Regions from separate parts of the Homo sapiens genome. Here region 2 is linked to region 1. Evidence: chromatin contacts called from ENCODE Hi-C or POLR2A ChIA-PET data. All regions are on one chromosome and are shown on one strand. Each heading gives the region's core, a stretch centred on a gene start or an enhancer-like site at or near the end of the contact. The rest is flanking DNA. Distances are from core to core; before and after follow the strand shown. Region 1 overlaps LOC124902473 (a long non-coding RNA gene). Region 2 holds the start of LDB3 (LIM domain binding 3).

Region 1 (6,632 bases), core at 2,289-4,788:
CATATTAGTCAAGAAGTGAAATCAACCTAAGAATCCACCAATGAATGAATGGATAAGGAAAATGTGGTATATATACACAAAGAAACATTATTTGGCCATAAAACAGAATAATATCCTTTCATTTGTAGCAACATGGATGGAGCTGGAGTTCATTATGTTGAGTGAAATAAACAGGTACAAAAATACAAATATCACATGTTCTCACTCAAATGTGGGAGCTAAAAAAGTGGATCTTACGGAGGCATGGAGTAGAATGATGCTTACCAGGGCCTGAGAAGGGTAGAAGGGAGAAGAGATAATGAAAAGTTGGTTAGTGAATACAAATATACAGTTAAAAGAAATAAGTTCTAGTGTTTGATAGTACAGTAGGGTGACTATAGTTAACAATAATTGATTATATATTCCAAAATAGCTAGAAGAGAAGAATTGGAATGTTTCCAACACAAAGAAAAATGTTTGAGGTGATATATAATCCAATTACCTGAATTTGATCATTACACATTGTATACATGTATCAAACTATTGGGTGTACCCTCAAAATATATACAACCATCATATATCAATAAAACAAAGTGTCCTTTTTAAAATACATTAAATTTAATCTGAAAAATGGCAGTGGTGGTGAAAACATAACTTTGTGCTTTCTGAATCCCCACATAATTATAGTCAGAGCAACAAGACATTAAAACCAAAACCCGTGGACAACATTGCAACAAAACTAAGTGATAGGTTATCCTGTCACCACAAAATGCAAGTGGGTGGACAACAACCATGACACCTGCACAGCATCAGCATGCGCTGGGGGAAAGCCGAGGGAAGCAACAGGTTACCTGGGCACCTGAGGGCCCTGTTCATCCACAGTGCAGGGGCCGGGTGAGAACCAGCAGTTTGTCTCACTCCAGATCTTACCAGATCTGCGGTAAGATCTGAAGGTCTGTGAATTCTCTCACTGATCTGCGAGGGCTCCCTTCCGGACTGCACCCCACAATGGACAGCAACTGCTGGAAATTGAATCAAAATTAAGCAGGGGCCAGGCATGGTGGCTCATGCCTGTAATCCCAGCAATTTGGGAGGCCAAGGGGGGAGGATTGCTTGAGGCCAGGATTTTGAGACCACTCTTGGCCACATAGTGAGACCCAGTCTCTTTAAACTCGCCCGCAGAGTTCTTTTTTCTTTTTTTTAACAGGATGAGAAAAATAGGAGCTTCAACTCATCTCCAACCAGGGTGAGGCAGGTGAGCAAAGAAAGGTCCTGGCTTGCAGCAAAGAATTTCAGAGCATACTAAACAGTTAAGGGATGCAGAAAATGAGATTTTAATGCAATAATTTTTTAAACAAAATTCAATGCCAAAAAATCCAGGATGAACAAAATATCAACCTTTTAAATAAAGATAGGATATTAATAGTCTTGTACTGAACCATACTGGAGCCTGAGGCCAAAGGAATAATCAGTGATGCTGATCCTGTCTTTATTATAGTGAAACAGTAACACGGTCCATAGCCCTTCTTGAGGATCTACTAAAGCACCAGTCGCAGAGACCAAAATAACTAGAGAAACATCACATTAATGATTGGTGATGATTAACAAATGTATAGTTATTTGTGGAGTGAAGACTAAATGAGGGTTTAAAAAGAGAGATTATGCTATCTAATGGCTTTACCATCTGAGAATGTAGAGTACAAACAAAAATAGGGGGTAGGCTGGGTACAGTGGCTCACGCCTGTAATCCCAGCACTTTGGGAGGCCAAGGAGGGCAGAACACCTGAGTTCAGGGGTTTGAGACCAGCCTAGCCAACATGGTGAAACCCTGTCTCTACTAAAAATACAAAAATTAGCCAGGCATGGTGGCATGTGCCTGTAATCCCAGCTACTCGGGAGACTGAGGCAGGAGAATCGCTTGAACCCAGGAGGCAGAGGTTGCAGTGAGCCAAGATTGTGCCACTGCACTCCAGCCTGGGCAACAGAGCAAGACTCTGTCTCAAAAAAAAAAAAAAAAAAATGGGGGGGATAAAAATAACATATGCAGAAAGAAAAAGTTTTAGGTGTTTTCAGAAATTATAGCTAGTTATGGTATTGATATTGTTATTCTGAACCTGTAAGTATATAAATTGAAATAAAACAAATGACTAATTGGATTCTAATTCAGTTATTCCTGGTGTCCTTAAGAACCAGGATTCCCAGTGTGGAAGAAAAGAAATACAGGTGTAATCAAGAAGTCCTCCACTTAACGTAGTTACATCAGTATAAATTCCCAGTGTATTTTATCATATATGTAATTTACAGCTCCTCCATTGAAAAGACCTAGAAACAAAGATCAACCAAGAAGTGAAGAGGATTCCTAGCACCCCAAACTGGTAAGATGTCTTGTCATTCCAGATAACAAGGAAGTGTTCAAAGGCTACTAGGGTCACATCTAAAGGACCCAAGGATTAACCTGAAGGGCTCCAGCTGCCCAAAGAGGGGACAATTTGTATGTTACTACTGACAGTAACTGCAACGTATTGAAATCCATCTAGCACATTTAAATCCTTGGCATCGTGATGGTATATTTTTTTAACTCTTCATTTTGGGAGGATGACAGGGTAGCAATTCGTCATCTTGAAAACGGATAAATAAATGCAAAGAAACAAGCATTTACCCGCCTTTCCTCTGTGAACGGTTCCACTGGGTAACCAAATAGCAGATGAGGAGAAGAGTCTCTTTATAAAATCAACCCAGATGATAAATGAAAAATAAATTATATAATTAGTATATCACCATTTTCATCCCCCAGTGAATTAATGAATGTAAGCATTGGACATCGTCTCTCCTCAGATCTCAAAAAATAGAGACAACCAGACATTATGTGCCTCCTGACAAAACAGCACTCCACCACCTGGAGTCTCACCAAAAATCTTGAACCTGAGTCTGATCAAGCCTTTGGATCCAGCTGTCAATTTGCAGGAAATGCAGAAAACAGGGAGATGTGTTGAACTGCACCAGGAGAATGCAATCAGTGAAATCCAGACTAGAAATCTCTTCAGATTCTTCCAAGGATACATTGCAAGGAAAAGAAAGTGATGGAGAAAGAAACTACAAATTAAAGAGACTTAAAATATATTAACAAAATGAGCAAGTCTAATTTATAGCCTCTAGAGAGGCGAACTTGGGTGACAACAATTTTTTAAAAACTCGGGTAAGTAATTACTATGAAAGGCAGGAGAGTGGCTACTTTGGGAAGGAGGGAGTCGAGTGAAATCGGGAAGGAGCACGGGTAAGGTATTCTGGGGGAAAGTACTGTTTCTTGGCTTGGGTAGTGGTTACAAAGGTGTTCATTTGATAATAATTCACAAATCTTCACATTTGTGTGGCTTTCTGTGTATTGGCGATTGAATTCAAACTCAGAACTGCTAAGGCCAGCGCCCAAGGCAGCCGACCGCAGAGGCGGGTGGGCAGAGTGGATGAAAAGCAGGCGCTCGGGCCTCCAGGCCTGGCGGGGACAGGAATGTGTTCCGGGCCCCTTGCAGGAGACGCACTGCAGGGGGCGCTGCGGGCACACTGAGACCTCGGAGAGGATCACAGCTCCTGGACCTAGCCCGCGACGCGCCCAGAAGCCTCTATCGCATTCAACTCAGAGCACGACCGCTCGGGAGGAGCGGGCCCATCCAGCCCAGGGGAGGGACCAGGCCGACTTCCGCGCAATGAGCCCTAGGCGGCCGCGCAGCGGTGCAGTGGGCGCGGAGCTGGCAATCAGCGACGACCCGCGGCTGCGGCCCTGCGGGAGCTGCACCATGCGGTCCGGGGCGAGTCGGCTGACACGCGCGCTCACGGCGAGTGGAGCCGGGAATCCAGACCCCAGACGCACGGCCGAGGACCGGCAGAACCCGCTGGATTGGCAGCTCAGGAGCGGGAGGGCGGAGGCGGCGGGCGGGGCCGCTGGAGGCCTGCAATCCCAGCGCATCCCGGGGAAGACCGCCCGCCGGTGTCCGTGTGGCCCCGCGCTCCTGGGGTGGGGCCCGCCTCGTCACCCCGCCCCGTCTGTCTCCTGGTCTCGGCTCGCCGCCGCCTCCGATGAACCTTCTCGGCCTTCCGCCGAGCTCGCCTGAGCGCGCTCCTAACCTGGCTCTGGGCTCCGCCGCTGGTCGCACGGGGATTGTGTCGGCCTCGCCCCCTCCCGCTCCTCCCACACCCTCACCTTCCAGGCGGGGAGGAAGGGCTGCAGCCCCACGGCCGCCGGAACGCCCTCCCGACCCAGGGAGAATCAAGGCCAGGGCTCTCCACCGCCCCTTCCATATCCGGGTCCCCGAGGCGGGCTAGGGTCTGTGGTTTGGGGACAGAAGAGGTCGCGATTGGAGCTGGTGGGCTCCCCTAGGGGAGAGCAGGGAGTTGGAGACGCAGCTCGGCCGAGCTTTCCTTCGCCCACCCACTTTTCGGGTTGGAAGACTGAGGCAGCGGGCATGACTGGGGCCCCGCAGTGCCGGCGCCTCTGGAGGCAGAGAGAGCGCCTGGAAGGCGGCGCCGACGCCGCGGTGCGTCACTCGCCCACCTACTTACCAAAGCAGGTGACACTCGCAAACCCTGGCCCCGCGCCGCCCGCCCCAGGGTGCGGGGGAGAATAAAAAGGGCAGAAGACAGGAGTGGGGCCTAAGGGCGCGCGTGTCCCCCCGACCCCTAGCCTCCTCTCCAGGTGAGCGGCGCGCCCCACCCGGGCCTCCGAGGCCACCGCTGGGTAAAGGGAGCGAAGCCGAGGGGGGCGCCCGTGCTGGCTGGGGTCCGAGACCCGGTTTCCTCCGTGACCCAGCAAGTGTCGAGACGCGCCCAGGGACAGGAGCTGGACTTGGAGTCCACTAGGGGCAATCTCCCGCCCTTCCCGCTGCTCCGTGCCAGGCCCGAGCTTGTCTCGAGCCAGAAGGGCCAGCCTCGGAGGAGGTTACAGCGTCCGGGCGGCCGGACGGGAGCTGACAGCACACCCGTGGCCCTGAGCGGCGACGCGCCCTAGAAAGCCCGTGGGCCCGACCCCGCGGGGGGCCCTCCCCACCCCGCCCGGACGTCCTCCTCACGCCGATCCTTTCCCTCTTTCTTCCCCTTGGACCTCTGTCCTCAACTTTCTTCTGTCCCTTTCCTCGAAGGACACCTCTCCCAGGACTGGGGCCGCGCTCCAGGGCTCCCCCTCCCCCGCCACCCGCGCAGCCCGGCATATGCCTCGACCCAGCACCCGGGCCTCAGAGGAGCTGGGGTGAGGCCTGGGACGTGACAGACTAGGTCCCTGCCCTCTGGGGCTTCCATTCCGTGGGGGAGCAGCAGAAACTGGCGCGTCTACCTTTGCCAGTAGCTAGGAGTGCCATGAGAACAAGGGAAGGGGTGGGAGGGCGTCGCCTACGGAGACGAAGGAAGGCCTCCCGCGCTCATCCGCCTCCGCCTTCGGAGCACTGTGCTTGGTGTCATAACTTTTTACTGAAAAAAAAATTTCAAAGAGAAAATATTCTAAAATAAACAGCAATAAATCAGATGAAGGGGGTCAGCAATACATAAAACGTGGTACAATTTATGGTAGAAAGAGGTAAAATTTTATTTCTATTATCCAATGCCAAAGGACACCCCAAATGGTTCTGAGGATACCTTGGGCAGGTGCCAGATTTGGGGAGGCGAGGGGGAGGGAATCAATGGGACTCCAGTTCAATGACTTCGGTTCTTTACTTAAAAAAAAAAAAGTACTTGATGCGTTGTTGGTGAAACTGAATATATACAAATATATAGATATCTGGTAAGGAGAGCTGAAGACACAAGGAAAAGGCGTTGTCCTGGAGGGGATCCCTGAGAAATGGGGGCGCCTGCCCTGCCCAGAACCCTTTTAAGGAAAGCATATGGGCAAAGCTTCCACAGACTGGGAGGAACAGCAATCAGCAGAGAGCTCAGGTGCTGGCAGGGGCTTCTAAAGAAAGGAGGGAGGGCGGTGGCAGGAGGAGGCGTTCGGTGCAGCAGGAACAGCCTAGGCAGAGGGCACGGGCGGTGGGAATGGCAGCACCATGGCAGGAAATCCGAGGACTAGTCACCACCGCTGAGATGTGTTCTGATGTCCCTGAGTCTCCATCCCTAAGAGACCTGAGAAAGTCGTCCTTCCGTGCAGCCTGGGAGGACTTCATAGAGCGAAGAGCAGAGGCAAAGGCTGGTGCGGAGAGTGACACAGCAGGGTCCAAAGCAGGACAGTTTGCTTGCAGGCTGGGTTGCCTGTAGCCAAAAAGAGACATAACTCTGAGAGGCAGTGAGACTGAATCACGTGGGTCCTTGAATGCCAGGATGAGATGGTCAGACTTCCAAGGGGCGCTGGCAGCTGAGGCGGGGTGATCCAAAGGGCAGGGGCGGTTTTGGAGCTGGGCTGCAGAAAGCCACATTTGTGTCTGGAGAAGGTGATTTTCCTAAAGGCAAGCCAGAGACTGATTTGCCAAGAGCAGGAGACGCCTCGTGCTGCACGATAAGGACCTGAATGTGGTGATGGGGATGGAAAAGCAGAGGTCAATGGGACAGGTGGTATGCAAGCCAGTGCCAGGGGATATGGGTGTGGCTCCTTTAATCACGTGGGGAAGCCCACTCAGTCTGCCTGGAGGAAGGGGGAGTTTCCTTAAGGGCAGAGATGAAGCCCAGCCAGGTCTTAC
Region 2 (6,239 bases), core at 19-2,518, 270 kb after region 1:
CTAGAAGCTGAGAAATGACTCACACCCAGGCCTCTACTGACTCCTCAGGGTCCAAGCCAGACCCCTCCAAGAGGGCCAGCAAGCAGCCAACCCAGTTGCCTCCCCTGAGCCTCAGTTTCTCCAACCAAGGAGCCAGGGTGGGCCTTGATCTATCTCCAGACCACATAGGGGCCTGAGGTCTTTCTTGGGGAAGGGGTTGGCCCAAAGACCGCACTGGCAGAAGTCCCAAGGTGCTGAGGCCCCCATCCAGAACACACTGTCTCTGGGGTACAGGCTGAACATGCCACACGTGCTTCCCCCTCCCTGCCCCTCCTGGCCCTGTGTCTAGCAGCTGAGCAAATGGCGTCTCCTCCCTTCTCCCTGCCCCCTGCCATTCCTGCGCAAAGGGCACGGGGCCTGGCGTGTGGCACTGGCAGCTGGAGCTTTCCATGCTGCCGTCAAGTTTTCCAGAGCACAAAGACAGGAGAGCCAGGAATAACTGGCTGGGCCCCCAGAGGGTCTGGAGGGGATGGGCCTGCCTCAGACCTGCTTTCAGACCCTATGCCAAGGGGTGCAGGCAGAGGGCCAGCTGCCCAGGACCAGGGCTTTGGGAGGCTTCTGTGGCTACTGGGAGCCCATTATCTGGCATGCATTCTGTAGGAATCAGCCCAGGCTCCAGTGTGACCTGGGTCCACTCCTTGTGTGACCTTGGAGAAGTCATTTAACCTCCCTGAGCTTTGTCTCCTGCGGGCCCAGGTGGCAGCTTCTCAGGATCCCAGGGAGTGAAGGGCCCATACTGAGGTTGGCTATGCCCAGAGCTGCTGTTATGATGATCGTTTTTATGGCTGGACAACCCTGGGCCAGTCACAGACCAGCTGGAGGCTCAGCTCAAGCCAAGGCACCTCCAGGGCCCCATACTGGATAAAGCACAACCCCAGAATCCTGGCCAGGGACCACACGGCAGCAAAGCCCCTACCCAAGGGAGCTCAGCCCCTGGTCTTCTGAGCAAGAGGATGGGTACCACTGGGCAGGAAGAGCGAGTGTCTACGCTCTCCAGAGGACACAGGAGCAAGGAGACCAGAGCATTCTCACCAACCAGGCCAGTTCCCCTTCCTCCCCCCTGGGGGGTGCTGGGTGCCGGACACCCCTCCCCAGGGGCTATATTAGCCGTGTGAGTCATGGTGGACCGGCTGGGAGGCGGCAGGCTGGCAGGCACAGTGTAGGGTTACAGTCCATTTATGGGCGCAGCCGAAGGCAGATATCAGTGTCGATGGCATTCGCTCCCAGCTATTCTTAGGAGCCTCTCAAGAGCTCCACGCAGCCCGGCTGGGCAGCAAGGGACAGAACAGGCAAGGCTGGGGGTCAGGGGCAGGGGCAGAGGTGTGGACCGGGCAGGCGGAGTGCCTGAGTGCCCTCTCACTCAACCCTCTCTACCCTTTGTCTGCAGAGGCGGCCGCTGACAGCACCAGCATGTCTTACAGTGTGACCCTGACTGGGCCCGGGCCCTGGGGCTTCCGTCTGCAGGGGGGCAAGGACTTCAACATGCCCCTCACTATCTCCCGGGTGAGTGCACCCTGCCACAGCCTGGCACCCGATGGGGCAGGCACGCTTGGAGGAGGGCATGTGTGTCCGTCTGTCTGTCTGTCCTTTCTGAGCCTCTCAGAAAGCAGAGCATGCCCCATCCCCTGGGACTGGCCTGGTCCTCTGGTCTCAGCCACAGCTGTTTGCTCACTGGAGCGCGCCGGCCTGTTATGCATGTGAGACATCATGAGCAGGTGGTAGGTGTTTTTAGCAGAGAAGAAAATGCTGAGTTTTCAGGCAGGCAGGCAGGCAGGCAGGCAGGTAGCTGGACAGAGAGTACAGCACCTTCCTGATCCCTTTACTGTTAGAGTGGGCTCAGGGTGCCCCCAAGCCTTGAGCATTTCCCTAGATATGGGCAGCTGCTTTGGGAAGGGAGTATTCCCAGCATGGAGAGGGCAGGTGATGGGCAGTTGGATAGATGGACAGACAGACGGTTGACCTTGGCTGCCCAGCTGTCAGAGTGTGGGGCTGGGCTGGACTGAGTACTGGGCACCTGCTCCATCCCAAACTTGAGACACCAAGACCCTGGCTCATGGGGCTGGGCGCTTCTCCCCATTCACCATGGCTGCTTTGTCTGTCTCAGGTCTTGTTCCCCACAAGTGCTGGGGCCTGGTGAGATGGCCCCCTATCCTGCAGTGTCTGTGATGGGGAGCAGCATGGCCTGATGCAGATGACACAGAACATCAGGGGTTGTCTGAGTAACTCTACCGCCTGGCTGGAGACAGCAACACCAGAGAGGCAGAAAGTTAGCCATGCTCCTGAGGAAGCACTCCAGGAGCAGGGACTGATGGGGGAACAGCCCCCAGACCGTAGTAGGCACTCCGTCAGTTTCTGTCAAACAAAGAGACTCCCCAGCAAGGCACTGGTAGACCCAGGGCTGAAGGCCCCAAGGCTCAGGGCGAACTGTGAGGCATACAGGGCAAGGACAACCCTGCCTGGTGGCTGAGCCCCTGACCGTGCTGTTCCGGGCACAAGGCCAGAGGGGGAGGCCCCCAGTCTGTCACTGGAGGGTGGTAGGTAGGCAGGGGTATCTGGGCTACTGCCCACCAGGGGAACAAGGGGACAGTTTCTTCTCTGGGGCCTTAAGGACTTGCCTTGGGCCTGGGGGCTGGAGGAAGGGGTTGGAGGGGAAGCACTGAAGTGGGCAAGGCCTGAAGGGGCTTGGCAGAGGGGCCAGGGAACCTGGGCAGCGGGTCAGGAGCCAATGCCCCCAGTGGAGGAGTAATCTTTTTTTTGTTCCACGGGTACTTGAGGGGACCCCAGAAGTAGAAGCCCCACCCAGGGATGCCGTGAGAGCCTTATAATAGCCATAGAGGCCACATGCTTACAGGAGGGGTGCTGGCCTGGCTCTGGTGCAGGGAACAGGCCCTGACCTCCATCCTTCAGTTGCAGATGTGGCTTGTTCTAACCTGGAGATTCCACCCCTCCAGATCTACTGCCCTGGAGACCACAGGGTCCTGGGCACCCACAGCCTTGCACACTTTGCATGAGGTGGTGACCTGTGAGCATGTGAGCCCCAGTGGATTTCCCACTGCCCTTTCCCACAGCTCCCCACCCCCATGCTTGCAGGACTCCTTCCTGTATAAGGTGGAGCCTCTGTGTGCTCTCTCATGGGCCCTGTGGCCTCCCCTGCCTGGGACTGAGCCCACATCTCCCCCAGCTCCACCATCTCGAGGCCTCCTGCTGGTGCTCCCTGCCCTATCCCTATGGGTGCAAATTGGCCACTGGGCTCAGTGGCACTCAGGATAGCCAATGACCTCACCCAGGGTCTATGTGCCACCTGGCCCCGGCCAGCCAGGGGCTTAAATGGCAGCCCAGAAGCCTTAAGCTAGATAGCAGGAGGAATGTCCTTACTCTGGGGAGGGGGTATGCAGGGATGTGCTGGATCCAATGACTGTGGGGACTTCTAAAAATAGAACCCGAAGCTCGGGCAGGGCACCGGGGGATGGGCATGATATGGCCTCTCGGCTTCCTTTAGGGGCATACCCCAAATCACCTAAGCCGCGGAGCAGGCTGGACTGGGTACTGGAGCCTTCCCCAGGGCTCGGAGCCTCTTGAGAAATTTTGGTGGTAGGCTGCTGATAGCCTGGGCTTGTGTCCTGGTTCAGTGCCGCTGGCAGGGCAGGCCTTGTGGACACAGCCCTGCCATCCCACCAGGGCTGTAGGATTTACTGCCGGGGCTCGCAGGGCCCTTCTGCACCAGGGACATCCCCCTACGGGGGAGGCATGGCCAGAGCTCTCTGGAGGAACCCCACTCCCACCCCAGCCAGGACCTGAGCCTGTGCCATAGGGCACCAGAGGCAAGAGTGTGTGACCCTGTGGGGTGGGCAGGCAGGCGAGGCTGGGATCGTTACCTCGCTTCAGAGCCTGGCAAACTGAGGCTCGAGTCTGCTCACAGGACAGGGATGTCCATGGGTGGATCTCCTGTATCCTGTCACCCCTAACTCCCATGCTGGCTTGCTCACCCCTCTAACTGGGACTAATAGAGAGGCACTGGGGAGGGTCTGTCCCCTCTCAGCTGCAGGTGTGTGCTGCAGCTCCTCCTGGAAGGACACAGGCCACCTGCAGGCTGGGTGGTGGCTCCCGGGGGCTCATGGCAGCAACTTTGGGGCAGCAGCAGCCCCTCAAGGCATCCCTTCATAGGGTCTCTGCTTGCAGACCCACAGAGAAGGGAGTTCAAGAGGGAGACTGGGAAAGGAGGGTGGCGGGGAAATGCCTTTATTTATCCTGGACAGGTGTGGCTGGGCCTGCAACATGAGCTGCCCTTTCACCCCACCCCAGCCAGTTCTCCAGGAAGTGGAGAAGGGGGAGCAGCCCAGAGAGGGAGCAGCTCCAAAGGCCTCTGCCCTGGCAGCTGGCCAGAGGCTGGGGCTGTGGTCTGGGGTCTCACCTCTTCATGCCTCTCATGCCTCCGCCTTGGGGAAGAGGAGTATGCTTTGTTAGGCTCTGCTGCTCTCAGCTGTGTCACCTCAGAAGTCTGTTTACCTGCTCGGCCTCAGTTTTTCTCACCCTTAAAATGGGGATAGCAGGCTGGGCGCGGTGCCTCATGCCTGTAATCCCAGCACTTTGGGAGGCCGAGGGGGCAGACCACTTGAGGTCAGGAGTTTGAGACCAGCCTGGCCAACATGGTGAAACCCTGTCTCCACTAAAAATACAAAAATTAGCCAGGTGTGGTGGTACATGCTTGTGATCCCAGCTACTCAAGAGGCTGAGGCAGGAGAACAGCTTGAACCCAGGAGGCAGAGGTTGCAGTGAGCTGAGATCGCACCACTGCACTCCATTCTGGGGGCAGAGTGAGACTCCATCTTAAAAATAAATAAATAAATAAACAAATAAAATGATGCCTTCCACACCTGTGAGAGCTCTTTCTAACAGGCACTTGTGAAAACTTTCCACCTGTTGTCTACTGGGACTGGTTGTGAGACTGGTGGAGTCGGGGGCTGAGCCTGGGCCCAGGAGGGGCCTGCCTGTCTACTGGAAACCCTCTCTTCCTAGGGTCTCAGCCACCCCGCCTGCAGGCTCACCTGGAGCACCAGCTCAGAGGCCTCTTCTCTGTGGGTTTCGGTTCCAGTATTTATCAGACTCTCCCAGCTGTGGTGGGAACATGCTGAGGACAGAGGGTCTCTGGGGAGAGGAAGGGGGACAGGCTGAGACTATTCTGGGGTAGCTGTGCCGGCAATTCCTGGAATTTCGGGGCCGCTGGAGCACGCAGTGCTGTTTCTTGGGCAGCTCTTAGCAGTGCTGACAGGCCGTGCTGTTTATAGCCGCACTGAAGGTCAGGCAAGCCTCCGAGGGCTTCAGTGGGGCTGGCAGGGGCCTCCCTGCAACATCTATCAACAGGGGAAGATAAACGGCCAGAGGCTCAGAGGCTCACAGCTGGGGAATGCATTCTTAGAGGTCCCCCAGGCCAGGTCCTCCGGGCTGCTCAGAACTGCATCTAACTCTGTGAGGGATCCAAAAGGAGAGGACATGAGGCTGGCTGGGTCCTGGGGAATGAATTGGACCCTTGGAGGCCCCTGGGCCAGGACACCGTGCAAGGGCAGCTGCATAAGCAGCCCCAGGGCTCCGGGCCTACAGATATTGTGGGGTAGCCAGTGTCAGGACTGCAGGGCTGTTTGAGAAAGGCTGGGCCAGGCTCTGCTGGGGGCTAGCTCCCCAATTCCCTGAGTCTCCTTCCCTTTCTGCATGGTCCCCTCTCATCCAGAGGCTGCCCCTGACTGCAAAGACCCTCCTCTACACTGAGCCCTCCCACCCCCAAACACAGCTTTGGCACCCCTTTGGGACCAGGCTCCACCTCTGCCCAGGAACCATCCTTGGACACAAGAATGGGCCTTGCTGGGGGCCCTTGAGAGCCAGTGCCCATGAGGGCATTTTATTGGCCACACCCAAGACCCAAATGGAACTGTGGACCTGGACAGGAGGAAGAGAGGCAGGAGAGACTCAAGAGACACTTGAGGAAAGCCAGGGGAGGTGTGGTCAGCTACAGAGGGGGCAGTGACCCGTGGCTTTGGACACAGAAGGTCATTGATATGCGTGGAATAATGGGGCCAAAGGCAGACGGCTGTGTGTGAGCAGGTGGGAGGCAGCGGCAGTGGGGGCAGGATGTGTGGGTCACTTCTTGGAGGAGTCTGGAGGTGCAGAAAGGAGACATGACAGGAGCCAGTTGGAGCCACCCAGGC

What was found. Hi-C counts contacts between places; a loop is a spot of excess contacts on that map. ChIA-PET counts read pairs that join two places held with the same protein, here RNA polymerase II (POLR2A). Pooled maps may share reads with other maps.
Region 2: a loop to region 1 is called in a map of transverse colon, with 22 times the contacts of the local background. The contact joins the promoter of LDB3 here to the enhancer-like site in region 1. A Hi-C loop is called at or near these places in 6 of 168 maps with a recorded cell type or tissue (GM12878, OCI-LY7, aorta and 3 more) and 8 of 50 pooled maps. POLR2A ChIA-PET finds 5 or more read pairs at or near these places in 2 of 52 experiments (OCI-LY7 and activated CD4-positive, alpha-beta T cell).

Annotation. Positions count from the first base shown.
Region 1 is chr10:86,396,458-86,403,089 of GRCh38, forward strand. It overlaps LOC124902473 (a long non-coding RNA gene), which reads right to left. Exons shown (of 2, transcript XR_007062221.1): 2 at 5,524-6,207. Among named protein-coding and RNA genes, the nearest start is that of GRID1, 33 kb to the left of the region's middle. RefSeq lists enhancers at 3,317-4,310, 3,374-3,423, 3,415-3,709, 3,514-3,563, 4,311-5,304 and 1 more and silencers at 3,714-3,943, 3,954-4,003, 4,694-4,743, 4,814-4,863, 4,984-5,043. Within about 2 kb of position 3,539, at least 21 of the 41 ENCODE cell types and tissues checked have a DNase peak (open chromatin) inside an H3K27ac peak, as active enhancers do; they include OCI-LY7, ascending aorta and transverse colon, where a contact is called at or near this core.
Region 2 is chr10:86,667,243-86,673,481 of GRCh38, forward strand. LDB3 (LIM domain binding 3) reads left to right here and starts at 1,269. Exons shown (of 14, transcript NM_007078.3): 1 at 1,269-1,328; 2 at 1,427-1,542. The coding sequence starts at 1,450. RefSeq lists an enhancer at 1,400-1,449 and a silencer at 6,150-6,239.